2 separate regions of the Homo sapiens genome follow, and region 1 is linked to region 2. The links are chromatin loops, found by intact Hi-C in ENCODE. Cell type or tissue: IMR-90. All regions are shown on one strand. Links, peaks and the distances in the headings refer to the core of each region. The heading gives the core; the rest is flanking DNA. Region 1 has its middle 17 kb from the start of TRH-GTG1-6. Region 2 overlaps NFIB (nuclear factor I B).

Evidence for each region. Peaks named below come from ENCODE experiments on the same cell type or tissue, not always from the same donor. Only the 100,000 strongest peaks of a DNase experiment are listed, where the experiment ranks them.
Region 1: it touches region 2 in a loop (2.3-fold over the local background); 2 of 110 quality-filtered maps call a loop at or near these places.

The regions. Positions count from the first base shown.
Region 1 is chr9:14,411,451-14,421,760 of GRCh38, reverse strand. It overlaps a transcript of NFIB not described here. Among named protein-coding and RNA genes, the nearest start is that of TRH-GTG1-6, 17 kb to the left of the region's middle. In IMR-90, for the core only: no CTCF peak of the experiment used is centred there; a DNase peak (open chromatin) is centred at 5,630; H3K27me3 peaks cover 4,357 bases.
Region 2 is chr9:14,253,611-14,263,920 of GRCh38, reverse strand. All of the region lies in intron 2 of NFIB (nuclear factor I B), which reads left to right. Among named protein-coding and RNA genes, the nearest start is that of NFIB, 55 kb to the left of the region's middle. In IMR-90, for the core only: no CTCF peak of the experiment used is centred there; a DNase peak (open chromatin) is centred at 4,830; H3K27me3 peaks cover 898 bases.

The DNA.
Region 1 (10,310 bases), core at 1,396-9,395, 160 kb before region 2:
CTCTATAAAGGTGTATCAAAATGAATCTTTGCTGTTATGCAAATTAGCACTGGGCCAATTCTAGTGTGGCATCCTTTGCTTTGTCGAAATGTATCCAACTGTGATGGATCCTCTGTCCATTGGTTTGTAGCAAGTAATTTACATTTGTCAACTTTCATTTGTATGTAGATAAGATAACTGACATTGAAAACCCATCTTCTTATCTTTCTCAATGGAAGAGTTAATCTGATTTACCATTTTCATGATGTATACTCTGCATTCCTCTTCAGTATCTTCAAATTCCAGGTAGTTTTTGACTGATTTGTTGTGTTCCTGCTTTTACATCTTATCTTATGAAAGAACATATACACTCTGTTAAATTAGATCTTAGGGCTTTTAGCCCTCCTCAGACTTTCTCTACCATGCCCCAAAGTATCTCATCCAATAATTAACATTTATAATTATTTAACAAATCTGTATTGAGCCAGACATTGTTCTAGATCTGAGAATTTATAAAATAGATGTTCATTTCAATTAATATGATTGTTATTTATCTCATTTAATATTTCATAAGAATTGGCATCTAGAAAGAAATGAAGGAAGAAAAACAGGAAGGAAGAAAGAAAAGAAGGGGCTTGTCTCTTTATGAATGCTACAGTTTTGCACATGGTATACATGCCTTATTTTTTTTTTTTTTGCCAAAGATCCAGAGCTCTTAAATTATGTGATATTATTTTGTAACAAAATAGTTGAAGGCAGGATGTGAAAAAGAAACCAATGCAATTTACTTATAATTAACTAAGACTAAGTTTAAAAACGAAAAAAAAAATGGCTTACTCTCAGTGGTGCTACTGTTGAACTGTCATCTAAAAGCTTATATAATTAGTGGAAGCATGTTAATTGAATTATGGCAATTAAGTCAGCCTTGAGACAAGAGGTTCCCTCCTGATTGACGAGATAGTAGTAATTCTGCAACCCATTTCCCCTGGTAGGAAGTTTCGGGACTGTGTCTCATCCTGCCCCTTAGTATTTTAGCTATGATGAAGTGGCCAAATCTTGATTTCTCTGGTGTTAATTATCCACTTTGCGGGTTTTCTGGGCCCTTGGATTCTTCTCTTCCTTTCTACAGGGTTACCAGGTTGACAGCATCAGTGGTAGGCTAGAGCCATGAAGAGGTCATGCAATTTACATCTGTTGTTTTTGCTACCAAATATCTTCATCAGTAAAAGATAAGGAGTGGGAGGAATGAAAATATTTGGGGGGTTGGTGTGGAGAAAATGATTATCTTTCCAGCCTTTCTTTGATAGCATCTTTTTTTTTTTTTTTTTTTTTTTTTGAGACGGAGTCTCGCTCTGTTGCCCAGGCTGGAGTACAGTGGTGTGATCTTAGTTCACCGGAACCTCCACCTCCCGGGTTCAAGTGATCCTCCCCTCTCAGCCTCCCAAGAAGCTGGGATTGCAAGCGCACACCACCAAGCCCACTAATTTTTGTATTTTTAGTAGAGATGAGGTTTCGCCATATTGGCCAGGCTGGTCTCAAACTCCTGACCTCAAGTGATCTGCCCTTCTCGGCCTCCCAAAGTGCTGGGATTGCAGGCGTGTGCCAGCACGCCCGGCTCTTTAATAACGTCATTGTTGATTGAAGTGTTGAGAAAAGACTGAAGCCAGAGTTCACATGAGTTTGGGGACAGTTTGGGGACTATACTTGTTCATCTTAACCCTTTTTATAGAGCCTGCAGAGTGAGCTAGCAGCATGTATATCAGGTCCTGTCCCCAACCTGATATTAATAAATGAAGTAGCCTTGGGAAATTTCCTTCCTCTCTCCAGGACTAATTTACTCTACAAAACAAGAATGTTGTAGTTCCTTTAAACTACAAAATTCTATACTTTTTGGTCTATTCACAAGCTCAGGTTCATGTTTTCTAGGGTTTTGAATATGGATTGTTCGCCTCATATGTCCTGGGGTGACAAAGCTGCGTGGGCAGTGTGTATGCCAGCCAGACATACCGATGGGAAGTGGAGCAGATGCCACTGAGGACTGTCAAAGGGTCGGTGTTGTGGATACCTCCAGAAAAAGAAAGCAAAAGAAAAGCCAACAGGGAGGAAGGGGTGGGAGGACCATACTGAAATGTCTGAAGACAGCGGTCCTGGGGAAGTTCTGTGAGCTGGGCCAGCTACGTAACATGCAAGGCTACGTAACGTAACAGGGCTCGTTGCAAAATTAAAACACGGGGTCTCTTGTTCAAAAATCAAAAATTTCAAAATGGCTACAGCAGAGCATTCAACTAGACGCAGGACGCTTCTAAGTGCCAGGTCACATGCCGGTGAAGTGGGCCCTGTCTGTGGGCATGGTTGGTAGGGATTAATCCTGTTTCCAGGGGTTGGAATCACAGCAACCTCCCCTCCCTGGTCCCCTGAATCTGCAAGGCTCACTTCAAGTCTGCTTTTCATTCAGTGCTATGCTTCTTTCTTTCTTGCTTTTTTTTTTTTTTTTAACAGTGCTGCTAGCTGTATAAATATTTTACAGTTCCCCTATGAAAAGTTTCCAAGGGGCCCATGTTGAGGGAAAAAAATCTTTGAAAGGATTTTTTCCATAGCAATTAAAACCTTTCAAAGCACCGAGAGCTCCCCAGTCCCACTTTAGTGCAACAAACCTCTATTTTTTTGCCCAGTTTGGATGGCTCTGGGTCTGAAAGTAAGCCAGCCTCTTTGTTTGGTGACTTTGCAGGTTGCCGATAGACATTTGGAATTTAAATTCATTAGATACATGGCAGAGCCGTGGATGGAACTGGGATGGATTTAGAAATGCTGTGATCAGAAACTCTAACCCCTATTTCCTGTATCTCATTTACTGGGGTAAAATGACTATAAATCAACCTAAAGCTCATTTTAGCTCCCCAGATGAAGTCAAATGTACACTCTGACTTATGCATATACCATTTTTAGTTAACGCACCAATAAAAATAATTGTGCAAGCCTAAATTTGGAAGTGTTCCCAGCGTTTATGACAAAACTTAATAAAGCCAGGCACATTGAATGTAATATGGGAATTTTATTGAAATGAAATTAGTCCATCATGTAAGCTGCACGTTTTCCTCAGATTTCTTGGACTTCATATGAGAGCTCTCCTGGGGACCCTAATAGGGTCTTGCAAAAATTCAAGTCCAGTATGTAGAGACACAGGGCTCACACGCAGACTCTGCAGCTGGTAGGATGGTGCACTGAGTTTCCATGCAGCAAACCACACACACTTCTCCAAGCATACCCCTACTCTTTTCACCCTGGTTCTAAGCAGCAGATATATTGTTGTGGTTTTACTCAACACACGAGACTCCTGGAGAGATGGGGGTGGGGGTTCATTTGTAATTCTAGTAACAGTGGTATGTGCCAGAAACCTATTATGTAACTTCCCTGGGGAAACAGCATGGTGGGAGCCATTGTGGATGTTCATATAGTTTGGTTGCTGAGCTGTATTTAGGCATGAAAGCCAGGGGGCTGTGAGATGCTTTTTTCGCTGCTCAAAGGAGGAAGCAGTATTTATTTCTTTGAAATGTGGGGTTGAGGGTGGGGGTGCAGGGACGAGAAGATGTGAATAAAGAAATTGAAGTTCTGATATAGATTATATTACATTTACAGTGGTCCTCAGACTTTAATGAGTACATTAACACTTCCTGGGGTGCTTGTTTAAAAAAACTGTTCCTGGCTGGGCGCGGTGGCTCACCGCGCTGTAATCCCAACACTTTGGGAGGCCGAGGTGGGTGGATCACCTGAGGTCAGGAGTTCAAGACCAGCCTGACCAACATGGTGAAACCCCATCTCTACTAAAAGTACGAGAAATTAGCTGGGCGTGGGGGGCACCTGTAATCCCAGCTACCCGGGAGGCTGAGGCAGGAGAATCACTTGAACTCGGGAGGCAGAGGTTGCAGTGAGCCGAGATCGCACCATTGCATTCCAGCCTGGGCAACAAGAGTGAAACTCCGTCTCAAAAAAAAAAAAAAAAAAAAAAACTGTTCCTAGGCCCTAACTCAAGAGATTTTAATTTATGACACCTAGAACTATACCTAACAACTTGTATTTTAAATAATACCCCAGATGATTTTGACAGAGGTAGTCTAAGGATCTCAGTTTAAAATACTTCTATCTGGTTAGTCATCAACAACAGCAAAGAAACTTCAATATCTTTAATAAATATTTGTTTTTGAGGTGTTACCATGTGCTGAGCATAGGGGAAGGTCTTCCAGCCCAACTACTTCACTGCATTTGGACCATCATCTTGGTAGGTGTCCAGTTTATTTTTTAAAATCTCAGGAGACTGATACAGTCACGATGAATACGTTCTGAGAAATGCATCATTAGGCAATTTCATTATCGTGTGAACTTCATACAGTGTGCTTACACAAACCCAGATGGTGTAGCCTGCTATACACCTAGGCTCTGTGGTATAGCCTGTTGCTCCTAGGCAGCAAACCTGTACAACATGTTACCATACTGAATACTGTAAGCAATTATAACACAATGGTAAGTATTTGTGTACCTAAACATATCTAGACACAGAAAAGGTACAGTAAAAAATACAGTATAAAAGATTTAAGGCCGGGTGTGGTGGCTCACACCTGTAATCCCAGCACTTTGGGAGGCTGAGGCAGGCAGATCACGAGGTCAGGAGTTCAAGACCAGCCTAGCAACATGGTGAAACCCTGTCTCTACTAAAGATACAAAAAATTAGCCGGGTGTGGTGACACACACATGTAATCCCAGCTACTTGGGAGGCTGAGGCAGGAGAATCGCTTGAACCCGAGAGGCGGAGGTTGCAGTGAGCTGAGATCATGCCATTGCACTCCAGCCTGGGCAACAGGGCAAGACTCCTTCTCAAAAAAAAAAAAAAAAAAGTAAAAATAGTATACCTATACAGGGCTCTTCTCATGAATGGAGCTTGCAGGACTGGAAGCTGCCCTAGGTGAGTCAGTGAGTGAGGGGTGAGTGAATGTGAAGGCCTAGGACTTTACTGTACACTACTGTAGGCTTTATAAAGACTGTGCACTTGGGCCACACTACATTTATATTAAAATTTTTTCTTTCTTCAATAATAAATTAGTCTTAGCTTACTTGTAACATTTTTACCCTGTAAACTTAATTTTTTTAACTTGTTAACCGTTTAGTAATAATGCAGCTTAAAACACACATTGTACAGCTGTAAAAAATTTTTTCTTTATATTATTATTCTGTAAGCATTCTTGTATTTTAATTTTTTCTTTTATTTGTAATTTTTTTTTTTGTTAAAAACTAGGACACAAACACACACATTAGCCTGGGCCTACACAGGGTCAGGGTCATCACTATTACTATCTTTCACCTCCGCCTCTTGTCTCACTGGAAGGTCTTCAGGGGCAGTAACACATGCGGAGCTGTCACCTCCTATGTTAACAATGCCTTCTTCTGGAATACCTCCTGAAGGACCTGCCTTAGGCTTTTACAGTTAACTTTTTAAAAATAAGTAGAAGGAGGTATACTCTAAAATAACAATAAAAAGTAGAGTAAATACTAAGTGATAGGACTTTTTCAGCTCTGTTATAATCTATGGGACCATTATGGTATATGTGGTTTGACATTGACCTAAAAGTGGTTATGTGGTGCATGACTGTACTTCATAGCTTTGTTTTATAGCTTGTTTCAGTGCTTACTCACCATTGCTGTTTAGACTTTTTTTCTTAGGTTTATACAAATTTCTTCTTGCTGAAATTCAAGCCCATTTCTCCCTGGTTCTTCTTTAGAAGGAATAGAGACTAGTCGGATGGTGTCTTAATAATAATCCTGTATGTATTTAAAGGAGACTAGAGTTATCTCCCCTATTAACCCACAGACAGACAGATTTGCTCATGGCTCAGTGGCCAATTTCCATCTGTAAGGCTTCAAACCATTAGGTCCAAAGATGGCTGAATTAGGCCTGTACCATACGGGGGTGTCTCCTTTGATTACCTTCCCCAAAGCCATCTTGGTGGGACTTGAGGGATTTAAGGAGCTATTGTTGGACACCGACATCACCATTTCCACAGTCCATATGGAGAGAGTGATTATCTTTTTTACTTTCTCTTAAATGCAGTTCTTTCTACTTCCCTTCATCTTCCCTAAGCTTCATGTCTCTAATTAACAGATTATGAAACTTCTAGACCTCTTGGGCTAGAACAGAAAATGAATTGGAAAATTCAAAGGGAAATTGGACAATGCCTTTTCCTCTTGGTGACAGCATTAGACAGCCTCTGAGGTGGCCTCCTGCTATTCACACTTTGTGCAGTCACCGGCCTTTGAGTGTGGGCAGGACCTGTGACTTGTTTCTAGTTGATAGAATATTGTAAAGGTGATGGGATGTCATTCATGTGATTATGTTACATTGTAACATAGTATATGGTATAAGTCATGTGTTGTGGGTTATGCCTCGTATACAAGACTTTGTCTTGCTAGTGAAATTGCCCCAGAGACTCTCCTTGCTGGCTTGATGAAGTAAGTGGTCATGATGAGAAAGTCCATGTGGCAAGCAACCATGGTGGCCTCTGGGAGCTGAGGGCAGTCTCTAATCAATAGCCAGCAAGAAAGTGGGGCCTTCAGTTCAGCTGCAAGGAAGTAAATTCTATTAAGAACCTGAGTGAGCTTGGAAGCAGGTTCTTCCCCAATCAGGCCTGCCTGTGAGAATGCAGCCTGGCTGACAACCTGCTTGCAGTCTTATGGGATCCTGAGCTAAAGACCCAGCTGAAGTGTGTTCTGACTCCTGCCCCACAGAAACTGTGAGATAATAAATACTTGGTGATGTTTTAAGCTGTTAAATGTGTGGTGGTTTATTAGTCAGCAAGAGGAAACTAATAGAATGGCCATTTGATTTGGCTTATCTGACAGTGTGTGGGGAAGTCTACAAGGATTTTTTGAGAGAAGGCCTCCAAAGAAACATTTAGCCTAAGTGTCAGGCTCAATAAAATACCTCATATTTATATACTTGTAAATATTTTGGACCATGCTTAAGATATTCTATAACATTTAAATAAAAGCTATTTTCCCTTTAAAATGAATAATAAATGTAACAACAAAATTGTCATTTACTGAGCACATTCTGTATGCTTTGGAGTGCTTTGTAGATACTAATTCATTTAATCCTCTTAACTGGCATGTAGGTAGGCACTATTATGAACTCCGTTTTACAGACAAGGAAGCTGAAACACCAAGAAATGAGGCCATCTACTTACGGTCACTAAACAAATTTGCCAAAAAAAAAAAAAAAAAATACAAAACGTGAGAAAGGCTTTTGGCCTTTTGGTATCCAGTTATGTCCAATTACGTTTTCTTTTTTTTTTTTTTTTTTTTGAGACAGTCTCACTCTGTCCGCAGGCTGGAGTGCAGTGGTGCAATCTTGGCTCACTGCAACCTCTGCCTCTCGGGTTCAAGCAATTCTCCTGCCTCAGCCTCCCGAGTAGCTAGGACTACAGGCACATGCCACCACGCCCAGCTAATTTTTGTATTTTTAGTAGAGATGAGGTTTCACCATATTGGCCATGGGGTCTCAATCTCTTGACCTTGTAATCTGCCCACCTTGGCCTCCCAAAGTGCTAGGATTACAGACGTGAGCCACCACACCCGGCCCATATCTTCATTTTTAGAATTATGTCTAGAGATTATGAAAACGGGACATGGCATGTGCCTCACTAGACTTCCGAGAGGACCTATATAAATTAATCAGCTATTTTCACTAATAATTACAATAAGTGCTGAGTAGACATAAGTGAATGCTTCGGTAAATCTATAAAGCTGGAAATTGAGACGTTCAAACCCTTGAACCAAGTAGGATTTCCACAGGAACACTCATTTTGGACAAGTTATTTGCATGTTGTTTCTATTTGTCTCTATTTTAGTGGCTTTTTTCACTATATTTTTCATTTTGTTAATATTATTTTGAAAATGTAGAAACAAAAGACTGAGCCTGACATGGTCAATGGATGGACCATTTTGTGGCTGTCTTAGGTCATGCTGTTTTTATGCATCCTGGAATGATATTAAATTACCTTTGGAAAAATAGCTGTACCATGTCCCAAGCTGGTGGGAAGCCTATGATTTACTTTTTTTCTACAGGCCTTAAATGTAATCAAGCATTCCCAAATTCTATTTGCAGCTTTTTTATTTCCTTTGGCCTTAAGAACCCCATTCAGATTCTGCCAACATGTTTTTAGTGAATGCTAGGAGGTAATTACTAGTGTCTTCACTTTACAGATAAAAAACCCTGAGACTCAGAAAAGCAAAACTCTCTGTGGTTAAACAATTAGAAATAACCAATAAGGGATCTGAAATCAAGCTATCCTGTTTCACACTCAAGGCCCTATTGACTATATAACAAACTGAGTGCTATGTATTCCCTCTAAAAAGATTCTTAATGACAAATGATCATGAGCTAGACCATGCATGCTTCCCCCCACTCCTCATTGTGGAGTGTGCAGAAAAAGTAAGTAGAAGTTATTTAAATATGCCTGATACTGTTCCCCAAAATGGTGCATTTTTTAAGCTCACTGGGAAGGCTCCAGCTGCCCCAAGTGTGTCCTCCATTGCCATCCATGCCACTGGAGACTTATTCCTTTGGATCTGGAGGCTTTGTGCTCCTCATAAGTTTCATTACAAATCCAACAGATGGAGAGAGCACAGAGCATGATGGGAAGGCAGTTCAGAGCTACCCAGGGGTTCTTTGAAAGCCTCCCGCATATATTCTTCCAGTTAGAGATGGCAGTGCCAGTTAAAGAGGTGTGATTTGAGGGAAGGAGGAGGGGTGGTTTGTACTGTGGCTCTTCTGGAGTGGGCAGGGCTGAGCCCTGAAGTGGAGGCGCCCTTCCTAGTGTATTTGTAACCAGACACCACCCCACTTAGAGAAGTAACTGAACTTTTAGCCTCCTCTGAACAAACATTTTTTAAAGCTCCTAAATAAAATGTAAAAGCTCCATACCCCACCCCTACTTTTGCTTTGTCCCTGGGTCTAGTTTAATTACGTATCCCATGCCCTGAGCGCTCCCCTCTGGGGAGTGCCTTCACAGTCTGCATCTCTTGGGTCTGGGGCATTGAAGAAATCCTTCCTTCTCCCTGAGAGTTGATCTGGAGTAACCCACCACAGCTGAGCCCTGCTCATGCCCCACATTCCAGATCACATCTTCTGGAAGCCCTACAACCGATGAGAAGAAAGCAGGACTTGACTCATGGGGAATTTGCGAGGGTTGTAGGGAGGCCAGTCGCAGCAGCAGGAGAAGAATGAACCTTCATTTTGAATCTCTCACACTCAGAGAGAATAACCCAATTTGAACACTGTCAACTTGTTCCTTAGCTGGTAGGTCTTCTGGTGCTATCTGAAACCATCGCATTTTGCTTTACTCATTTGTTCAATAACATTCCTTACTGTGTGTCAAGCACTACTCTAGGTATTAGGGATACAACAGTCAACTTGGTCCCTTTTCTGAAAGCGTAAATTGTTCAATGGGAGAGTCAGACACATGGATGAGTGATTGCCATTCAGAACAATACATTATGTGGGAACACATAGGACAATCTAAGACCATATGTAAGTACTTTATTGCTGCATAACAAATTACCCCCAAACTTGGTAGCTTAAAACAATACATATCTCTTGTCTCATACAGATTCTAAAGGTCAAGAGTCAGGGAGTAGCTTAGCTGGGTGGTTCTGGCTGAAAGTCAATCATGATATTGCTGTCAAGGTGTCAGCCAGGGCTGCAGTCATCTGAAGGCTTGGCTGGGGCTGAAGGATCTGCTTCCAAAAAAGCTCACTCACGTGGCTGTTGGCCTCTGTTCTTTACCACATAGGCCTCTCTTTGGGCTGCTCACAACACGCCCTGCCCTAGCCTCCCCATCGGAACAAGCAACCTTAGAGAGAGGGAGCAGACAGAAACCACAGTGTTTTTTATACCTAGTCTCAGAAGTGACTTCCCATCAATTCTGCTGTATTCTATTGGTAACAGACCAGCCTTAATACAGTGTAGGAGGGAATTACACAGGGCATAAATACCAGGATGGGGGTTTATTGGGGACTGTCATGGAGACGGTCATCCTCATCCAGTCTAGGTGCATGAGAGAAGGACCCCAACAGAAACGAAGGCCACAGGAGGAAAAGAGTTCAAGCCCTGGTATTGTTCCGTGGCTCATGAAGATTTGCAGTAGCTCTCAATCCACTAACAAGGGGTGGTTTCTCTCCTGACACGATCTCTTTCCTTCTTTGGATGCTTAGGATGGCCAGGTGCCCTTATATTGGGCTCATCCAGTCTCAGGACCTATCATTTTCTAAGCCAGGAGGAAAGT
Region 2 (10,310 bases), core at 1,138-9,137:
GTTTTAGGAGAGACATGGACATAACACAGGAGCAGTAATAGTTTGTACGAGGAGGATAAGTAACTGCCAGATGCAGAGGACAAACCCTGATATTTGGGTTTCACGGATTACGCCATATACTTTCACTTTTATTGAATGGGCCACTTTATTTGTCTGCAGCTCAGTTTTCGTTTTGCTATCCCTAAACTCCAATTCTGAATTTGATAATGTAGGCTCATAACTGTTCTTCGTCACAGATGCACACACAAATTATTTGGGTGATTTTGAGTAGTAAAGGTGAAGAATCTAGATGGCAAACCTGTGTATAGCCACTCAGATCCTTCTGAGGTCGCAGTGCAGAATTCCATATGTATACAGGGTTTGAGCCAGGCTTTTGGGAAAGCTGCACTTGAACTCTCTCCACTTCGCATCTTTTTAAAATAAGTTTATGTTTTAATATTTTGAACACAGTCTTTTTCCACAGGTAAATACGGGTATGGAAACAGACTTTTAAAAACAAGAGTACGTACTTGGTTTTGTTAATGAAGGGGAATGTTGAAAGTGGAACTTCTGGAAGAGTTTTTCTTCATAGGGAAGAACTGAAGGAAACTATTTCTTCATGAACATCCTTGAGTTCGTAGCTTTTATGAAAAAAAAAAAATCCCCTCATGCTATTCAAATGCCATTGAAACATCCACCTTTAAATAATGCAGTAAGGGAAAAAAAAAACCTTGTTTAACAGTAGTTTGTTTTAGAGACTGTACAAATAACAAAATCATGTTATAGGTTAAGACAAAAAGCCATAACAACCCACCCTATCAGCCCTTTTCTTTTAGGGGGAAGTGAGCCAGATGTTTAAACAATATGGCAGGATATGTGCATGCCGCAGTACTTGGAGACCTTGGGAAAGAAATCATGTCTGCACCCCTAGTGTTTCACAGTTTTAGACTCCTGACCTAGAAACAGTTTAAACAGATGTTTAGTTCAAGGGATTTATGTCGACATTGAATTTTTTTTTCCTTTGGAAATGGCTGCCTCTAAAATGGGAGCCTTTTACTAGAAAAAGGACCAGAGAAACAGCTACATCTCAAAACTTGCCAGTTTCATGTTGAAACTGGTCTGGTGCAGCAGGAACAACAACAAAAAACAAACAAACAAATAAACAAAAAACAAACAGCTGCCTTACCAGTGACTCTTGACGCGTATGAACATCTTTTCTTTCTCCGCTGTCGGTTCTGTCTCTAGTAAGTTAGGATTGTCAACAGTAACAGAATTTACGAAAGGAGAAGGCATCTCAGAAAACCCTAGCCGTTATAAGCCAGCATAAATTGTGGCTCCTTTTCCTTGTCTCAATTCTAACCCTTTTTTCTAGCCTTCAGCCCACCACAATCCCATTGCGCTCCTTCTTCCAGAAATGATTCTTCTCACTTTAATCCTGGTGTGGGGAGTTCATTCCATAATTTGGATCAGTCAAAAATGATACATTACATCATAGCTGCCTTTATGAACATGTTTATTTCATATCTGAAATGTTTTCGTGTGTATTCGCTGTGCTTTGACTTGCAGAAGGAGAAAGAAAGTAGTTTTACTGGAGGCAAAACAGCCACCTGTGAAAACTAATTGCGTAGGTAGAGGTTTGATGGTATCTCTGGGAGGGATCCAGCAGGAAGAAAGTAAATGTTCTTAATCTACAAGGAAATCACCTGTATGCCAAACTGACCCTCACAATCAAAGCCAGGTTTGAAATATCCCATCAAATAGGTGGCCTGTGTTTAGGAGCCTGGAGTGAGAAGGGCAGCAAGAGGGAGGAGTCATGGTGAGGGCCGGTGCAGTGCATCTTAGTGCCCTGTGTAGATAAGTGAAAAGTGACATGATAGTGTCAGGGCTCAGAAACCGATACACCAAAATGTGGCACTTTGACATGCTGAGCTGAAGAAGCAGCCTTAGGTCTCTCTGACACTGTACCCCCTCCACCTCCTGCCTTGCAATCCTCTGTCTCTCCCAAAGCAAAGGAGGAAATTGTTCCCTGAAGTTCCCTTATCTGCCTCAAGTTCGGATGCACCAAAGAATAAAACAATTATCTCTGGTTCCTTCCCCGAATTTCCATTAACTGAGCTCATAGCATGTAAAGAAACACTGAAGCCTGTCAACACATCTGGACAGACATTTGTCACAAACCATTGTCTGCTGTGTGGGCCCAACAGACTTTGTCCCAGGCCACTTTAAGTTCATTAAGTTCCCCTAAAAATCATTTACTGTCCCCTTAAAACCATCCAGACTTCCCCATCTCCCATTCCTCTAAGAAGGAGTGTATATAAGCATCTGTACCCCATTGGGATATGGGGCAGTCATCCCTGCATTCTCCCCCTTGCACACTAATAAATTTATATGCCATTTCTCCTCTTAATCTGCCTTTTGTGAGTTAATTTTCAACAAACTTTTAGAGAGCAAAGGGGATGTTTTCCCTTGGCCCCTACAATGGACTCAACTACACTGCCTTATTACGGGCTGAAATGTGATATGAATGGTATATATTATCTTCAAACAAAAGGTTTGAGATGTGACTGCTTTTGAGTTTCTTCTTTCTTCCTTTTCATCAAGTTTGCCTTTTCAGTCTTTTTTTTTGAGACGGAGTCCTGCTCTATTGCCCAGGCTGGAGTGCAATGGTATGATCTCGGCTCACTGCACCCTCCCTCTCCCAGATTCAAGTGATTCTCCTGCCTCAGCCACCTGAGTAGCTGGGATTACAGGTGCCTGCCACCACACCCAGCTAATTTTTGGATTTTTAGTAGAGACGGGGTTTCACTGTGGTGGCCAGGCTGGTCTCAAATTCCTGACATCAGGTGATCTGCCTGCCTCGGCCTCCCAAAGAGCTGGGATTATAGGCGTGAGCCACTGTGCCCGGCCCCTTTTCAGTCTTAAATGCTGTTGTCTTGACTTTTTTCCCTCCTCCTTTCCTGGATTCCACCAATTTAGTATACCTACAGGTTTCTTGCTATTAAAAAGCTAAGACATATTGTGATGGAGAGGCAAGAACCAATGATGTGGCTACCTTTTGCCACCATCTGTGTAGCTCCCTGAACTGAGTGCCTTCAAATTCAGAAAAAGCAGGTCCTTTGGGCCAATCCATGCCCCATATAGGCCAATAAGCATGCTGCCTTGCCTGAACCCAGTATAGAAGACAGATCTGTGATTGGTTGTCAAGATGGTAGGATCTGAGCTATCCTGCAAGATTCTACATTTTGTTTGTCACTCTAGGTAGACAGTGGCCAGTTCAGATATGCTCGACTGGCACACCTCCATGTTACCTTAGCTGTGCATATATCTGCATGCAGGTAACTTTCCTAAATGGCTGTCTTCCATGGGAAATCAAAACCGTAGAGGAGGGAAAAGTTCCTATTATTTGAAGCACCATGAGATTTAGGGAAAAGTTAGACAATCCTTCCTGGAGTCCGACAAAAGTAAATCTTTAGAAAGTGACAAACGAGTTTCACATAAGCTACATAAACTAAGTAAGAACATGAATTAAAAGGATATTTACATGACTGAAAAGCAATTTTGTCTGGAAGACTTTGGTCACATTTCATAGTGTCCTTGGTGAGTCATAGTGAGTGCTTGGATTGGGCCTCTGCATTTATACATATTCAGCCTCTGCATTACAGATATTGAGCCATCCTGGGGTGGACCAGGAGACCAGAGGCTGTCTCAGAACTCCAGTGAGCTTCAGTTTTCACTGACAGGAAAGAAACTAGATCCATTCTCTGAAGTCAGTGCGCCTCACTTTTCTCAGTGCACTTGGACTCTTCTCTACGTGTTCTCACCCCAGTGTCTTGTAGGTTCTTTCAGGACCCAGCAGTTCTACTTGGCACCTGTTAATAAAAGTGCTTCCTCCAGACCCTCACAGAAGGCAAACTTGTACCACCACGAATCCATCTTCAGGTTGTATTGGAGGCCTACTTCTCAGCATTAAGCCCCAGTCAACTAAAATATCTGTTTTTCACCAATAGTTTTGTTTTGTTTCGTTTCGTTTTGTTTTTGAAATGGAGTCTCACTCTGTTGCCCAGGCTGGAGTGCAGTGGTGCTATCTCAGCTGACTGCAACCTCTGCCTCCCAGGTTCAAGCGATTCTCGTGCCTCAGCCTCCTGAGTGGCTGGGATTACAAGTGCCCGCCACCACGCCCGGCTAATTTTTTTTTGTATTTTTAGTAGAGACAGGATTTCACCATGTTTCCCACGCTGGTCTTAAACTCCTGACCTCAAGTGATCCGCCTGCCTTTGCCTCCCAAAGTACTGGGATTACAGGCGTGAGCCACTGCGCCCGGCCACCAATACCTTTTAAACAGAAGATCCTGCCAACATCAATGTATGGCAGTACCCCTGGAGCTGTCTTTCCAGAGTCTAAGCCCCATGGGCCCATGCTTATGTGAGAAACTTCTCCCTCTTCATACCCAAGACTCAGCCATAGGATCTTTTGCTCAAGTAGAATCCACAGTCAAGTCCAGTTTATTTCTATGATGCTTAGGAACTTAGACCATTTTGATATGTAGCAGGTCTTTGACATTTATGAAAGATTTGTCCAGAGATAATGATGAGTTTCTAAATTTACAGGTAGCTCTTTGGAGTATAATTTCTTTCCTAGACATCTGTATTCTTCCAAGAACCATCACTTCCTTAGGCCTTTTCACTTTCTCTTCACTTTCATCACCACCACAAGCAATTGACTTCTTTTTTCAGTGCTCTTTTATTTTTAAAACAAAGAAATGTTATCACTTCATGAGCTTTGTATGTAACAATGAATGAGATGTGAATGTTGAATAGTTGGCAGGGTTCACTCAATACCAAAGAGATTCTCACGAGCCTTATGTGCTTATGATTCAGATTTGTCCTAAGGCAAAACCACAAATTTGATTATACCACTCCCCCACTCCCCATAGAACTATTATTAATATTTCATGGACCTTAGAACGTGGTTTGAGGAGCACTGGTATGGGATATGAGCCTCCAAATGAAGCCAGATCCTAGAAAGAAGGCATAGTAACCAGAGCCCTGGACTGTGTGTTTGTTAGTCCTGGGGCTCAGTTTCAAGTTGAGCAAGTGTGTTGTGTGCACGTATACATGTGTGTTTATGTATTTTGTTTTTATAATGTTTCTATGCAACATGCTTTAAAAAGGAATGACATCCTTACTAACTTGATTTATGAAGAGAGGATGTAAAACTTTTAAAAGCACGTATTTTGGAAATGGGGTATAATGGAAAAGTAAACAGTTGAAATAATGGGATTATTTCTCAGAGTAGTTGCATAGTTCATGCTGAACCTTCAGCAAAATCTTATTTGGAATGGCTTCTACTGTAAAACACCTAGGAGCAAACTTAAAAATACTATAAGTTGGCAGCAGCAGAAAGAATTCACAGGGAATGTAGTAGTGCAACATCATCTGTCTTTGTTCAAAAAAGTTTATAAGATAGTTCTATTCCACTGTCTTGCCCCATGGCAGAAGAAGTTCTGGCTGGGAGAGCAGGCCTGGAAAGGCAGCACAGGGCCACATACTCCAGATGTGTAGAAATGTTCTCAGATACTTAGACAACATGCTGTTCTCACCCACCAGCAAAAGTTCTTTGACTGGAAGGGCTGAATTATTCAGCATAATCCTGAAAGCATTGTTCCCTTACTAATAAGTATCCAAGGTTAAACAGCCTATTGGTTAAATTGCATGTTGGAATAAATTGCTCTGTTAGATCAGAGCAGTTATAAAACTGTGGTAGATCTGAATGAATGTTCTCAGTGATGATAAGCAGTACCTTTGCTTCTATTAAATTCATGTTCTAATACGAGTCATCAAAAGGTTCTTTTATGCTAACTATGTTCATAAAAGAACACTCAATGTTTGACCACCACAACAGCTACAGCCACTAAAAACATAAATATGGGGGAAGTCCACACTGCTCAGACAGTTTAGTAAATTGTATTATTTAAACAAAATCTATTTATAGGAGATACTGAGATACTGATATGATGCTTTAAGAAAACCTTGTCCGTTAAAAAAAAATCTCATTTTTTCTTTAGCATGATAACAAATAATTCTGCCTACTTATATTAATAAATTCAATGACAAGGAAACCATAGCTGGCACATTATTGGTCTTAGTCTTAGAATTATGTTTCTTTCTTTCGTTTTTTTTCTTTTTTGAGATGGAGTCTCGCTCTGTCGCTCAGGCTAAAGTGCTGTGAAGCGATCTTGGCACACCACAACCTCTGTCCCCCGGGTTCAAGCGATTCTCCTGCCTCAGCCTCCCAAGTAGCTGGGATTACAGGTGCCCGCAACCATGCCCGGCTAATTTTTTGTATTTTTAGAAGAGACAGGGTTTCGCCACGTTGGCCAGGCTGGTCTCAAACTCCCGACTCAGGTGATCCACCCACCTTGGCCTCCCAAAGTGCTGGCATTACAGGTGTGAGCCACTGCACCTGTCCAGAATTATCTTTCTATTACTGAAAGATTTTTGAGGTTTTCTCTCTTGTTCATTCAGCACTGAGCTAGGCATTGGGAATGCTGGGTTTTGCTGGTCCTGGGGAATTCACAGTCTAATATCCAGCTTGTAGAAGAGTGACTTTCAGTGTTTCACAGTTTTTTTCAGCTGTGCAGTAGCTGTAATAAGGCACAGCTGTCACCTTGTGTGCACCATGTTCTAGGACTATACTCAGTTTTATATATGTGTATCTCATTTAATATTCAGAGTAACCTCGTACTTCCCCTCATTTTATAGGTGAGGAACCTGAGCCTCTGTGTTAACCAACTTAACCAAGGTTAAACAGTTAGTAGGTGTCAAAGTCAGATTTAGAACCAGGACAGTCTGGCTTTAAAGCCTTGGGTGCTAAACCTTTAGGCAATACTGCCTAATCCATAAAAGTGACAGTGTTTTTGTTACTATGTGGGCCCTTCTTGTGCTCTAGGCCATAGAAAGGCATCTTGGCTCTCACCTCTGCTTAGTTCTAGGGTAGCAGATCATAATCTCATCAGAACTGGGGTAGTGACAAAGCCAGGTCAAACTAGGCCATGGAAGCTCAGTTCCTGGTTCTATTTCAAAGGCAGGAGTCAGGAAGTTAACGGCCTCAGGATGCTGTGCTGTCTCTTCAAGTTCTGCAGAGGACCTCTGGAACTGGTGCATTGTTGGAGCAGATCACCCTGCTCAGCTCCCTCTCACCCTTCTCACCCAATGGTCTTGTCACTTTGGGTCCAGTTTTATGAGCTCACAGTGATTAAGTAACTGTGATTCTCATGGTTCTGAGACTCTGACTGCCAAACAAGCTAGTGTTGCTGAAATATTTTAATGGTCTGGCATATTCACTTTCCTTTTTGGAAGTTAGTGGATTGGCAGCTAGAATATGAATATTATATTTCACTCCTCTTCCTTTTTTTCTCTATCTTCTAATTAGTCTTTCTCTGCTTTCTGATTTTTCTTCTATCTCATCCTACTTATATGTTTTCTTCTTTATGGTTAGCAGTGAAATTGGTCTAAAGAGAAAACTTCTGTTTGTAAGGAGGGGTTCTTGTCTAGGTAAAAGTTTTTGGAAAATTATTTATTTCTAAATGTGCAGAATGGGTATATAATTAATAATTTTTTTTCTTAGAACATAGTTTCCCTGTAACCATGTTTTGGTATGGAATGAAAGATGAAACTGAGATTATTAAGGCAAAAATGCAGTAAGACCTCCCTCACCCTGAAATTCAATCTCTCTGGAATTTGATTAGTGTTTTTGTTGGTTTTACATATGAATATTGTTAGAGGGAGAGGCTTCTAGAAAAAGTGGGTCAAAATGAATATTTTTGGTAAAACAGAAGCTGCATAAAATGTCTCATTTTTATACTCATAATAGCCCTGTGGGGCAGGCACCATTGGTAGCTTCCCTTTGCACATGAGGGAGAATTAAGGGACTTCTCAAGATCACACAGCTAATAGGTGGTGGATTTAAACTAGGTGCCTTGAGTACAGTGTTTTGTATTTCACTAATACTATGCTAGCATGGTGTTTTGCGCTTCAGTAATACTATGCTAGCATAGTGTGTGGATTCTGGAGCAGGACAGAGTTGAATTCAATGTTTTCCAAAGGCATTCAGGCTATTTGATCATTTCTCTTATATGTGATTCTCACAGTCAGTTGAGTGCTTCACAAAACACACCAAGACTCATCAGTGAGCTGGATTGTTAAAAGGTTATTTATAGTGACCTTGTGAGAGTCTAAACACTCCAAGTATTTCATCAATAAAAGTGAATAATAACTTTTATTATCTTTTTTTAAGGATGTTAGGAGGGTTAATCTGTCACTACCTATAGAGCAATTTATATAAACTGAAGCATGTCCATGTCCATGTTATATTAGAACTAATTCTTACCAGCCCATATCTGGTCATCAGTATGCCCTGGATTTTTATATCATGTTTGGTTAATATAAAGTTTATCATCCCCTCAGTCATTGACCATACATCCATTTCATGAGAATTGTAAAACAAGGTAAAGTCAGATGCTCACAGTCATTGATATGTGCTACAGTTGAGATTTAATCCCCAGGTGATCTTACATTAAGGAAATGTCAGTAATCTGTTAGAGACACAAGTTCAACAAATTCAGCAAGATTCTTTTACAGTTGCAGAATCAAAAAATGTCCAAGTGTTAACTCCTCATGGTTCAGCCAAGTTTCTTTTTTCTTTCTTTCTTTCTTTTTTTGAGTCAGGGTTTCACTTTGTCATCCTTGTTGGAGTTCAGTGGTGTGATCATAGCTCACTGCAGCCTCGAACTCCTGGGCTCAAGTGATTCTCCAACTTTAGCCTCCCAAGAAACTGGGACTACAGGTATGCGCCACCACACCTGGCTATTTTTATTTTTATTTTGAAGAGATGGGGTCTTGCTATGTTGCCCAGGCTGGTGGTGAATTCCCATCCTCAAGTGATCTTCCTGACTTAGCGAAGGTTATTTTGTTTTGAAATTTGGAAGCATGGTTGGCGCTTTCATAAGCTAATACTTTAAAGCTTGTAGCTTTAAGGTACTTGTCTGAAGTTCACTGAAGAGGAGCAAAAGATCATTATTATTATTTAGGCCTCTAGACCTTGCTTGTAAATGCACATATATGCACATGCATAGATTCACACACACACAGAATCCCAACTACAAAGCATTTTTCAGAAGTCTTATTCAAATAAAGAGGTAAATGGCTCTGCTCTTGGTGAGACCCTAATAAGCATGTGATAATTAAATTATTTATCTCAGGAACCTATGTATCATTATTAACACTAATATTATAGCAGATGGGCTTTTGGATCAGTGGAGGGCCTTTGAGCAGCTATTAGAGAACCAGTGCACGGGAGTACTGTAAAATAAATTAGCCTCATCATTTCACTTCAAATCAGCAAACGATTATTGAGTGCACATCCCTGAAGATGCGTGTCTCCATGCTTATGTGCTTATGTCTGGTGGAGGGATAAGATCAGTAAGTAACGCAAGCCCATATCAAGTCAGTGTTTAAGAGAAGTACTGTATAAATGTGAAGCTACTGAGATGCAGTGGAGGAGCTCATATCTGGTTCTAGGGGTGGAGGGAGCATCTTATGGAGAAATGCTGTTTTGTTTTGTTTTGTTTTGTTTTGTTTTTTTTGAGACAGTGTCACTCTGTTGCCCAGGCTGGAGTGCAGTGGTGTGATCATGGCTCGCTGCAACCTCTACCTCCCAGGTTCAAGCGATTCTTATGCCTCAGCCACTTGAGTAGCTGGGACTACAGGTGTGTGCCATCATGCCTGGCTAATTTTTGTACTTTTACTAGAATGGGGTTTTGCTATGTTGGCCAGGCTAGTCTCAAACTACTGGCCTCAAGTTATCTGCTTGCCTCAGCCTCCCAAAGTGCTGGGATTACGGGCATGAGCTACCATGACTGGCCTGAGAAATTATGTTTTTAACTGACTTTAAAAGACGGGTTTTGTCAAGTGCTGGGGAGGCATTTAGACCAGGGGAACAGCATGAGCAAAAGTCAAAGGGCAGGAAAATGTACAAGAAGTTATCCAGTGTAGCTGGAATACAAGACCCATGATGTGCTGGAGGCCACGTGAAAAAAATAAATAGAGATTACTTCATGGAGAGCCATGAATGTTGGCTTGAGAGAGTTTTACTTACTGTAACAATTCCGCAAAGATACCTAGAGGCAGCACCCAGGTTATTACGTAGTCTCAAAAGAGTATTTCTGACAACTTCATTTTAAACATTTTTTTCTTTTTTTTATTAAAAAATTATTTTTGGAAATGGGGTCTCACTGTATTGCCCAGAGTGGTCCCTAACTCCTGAGCTTAAGC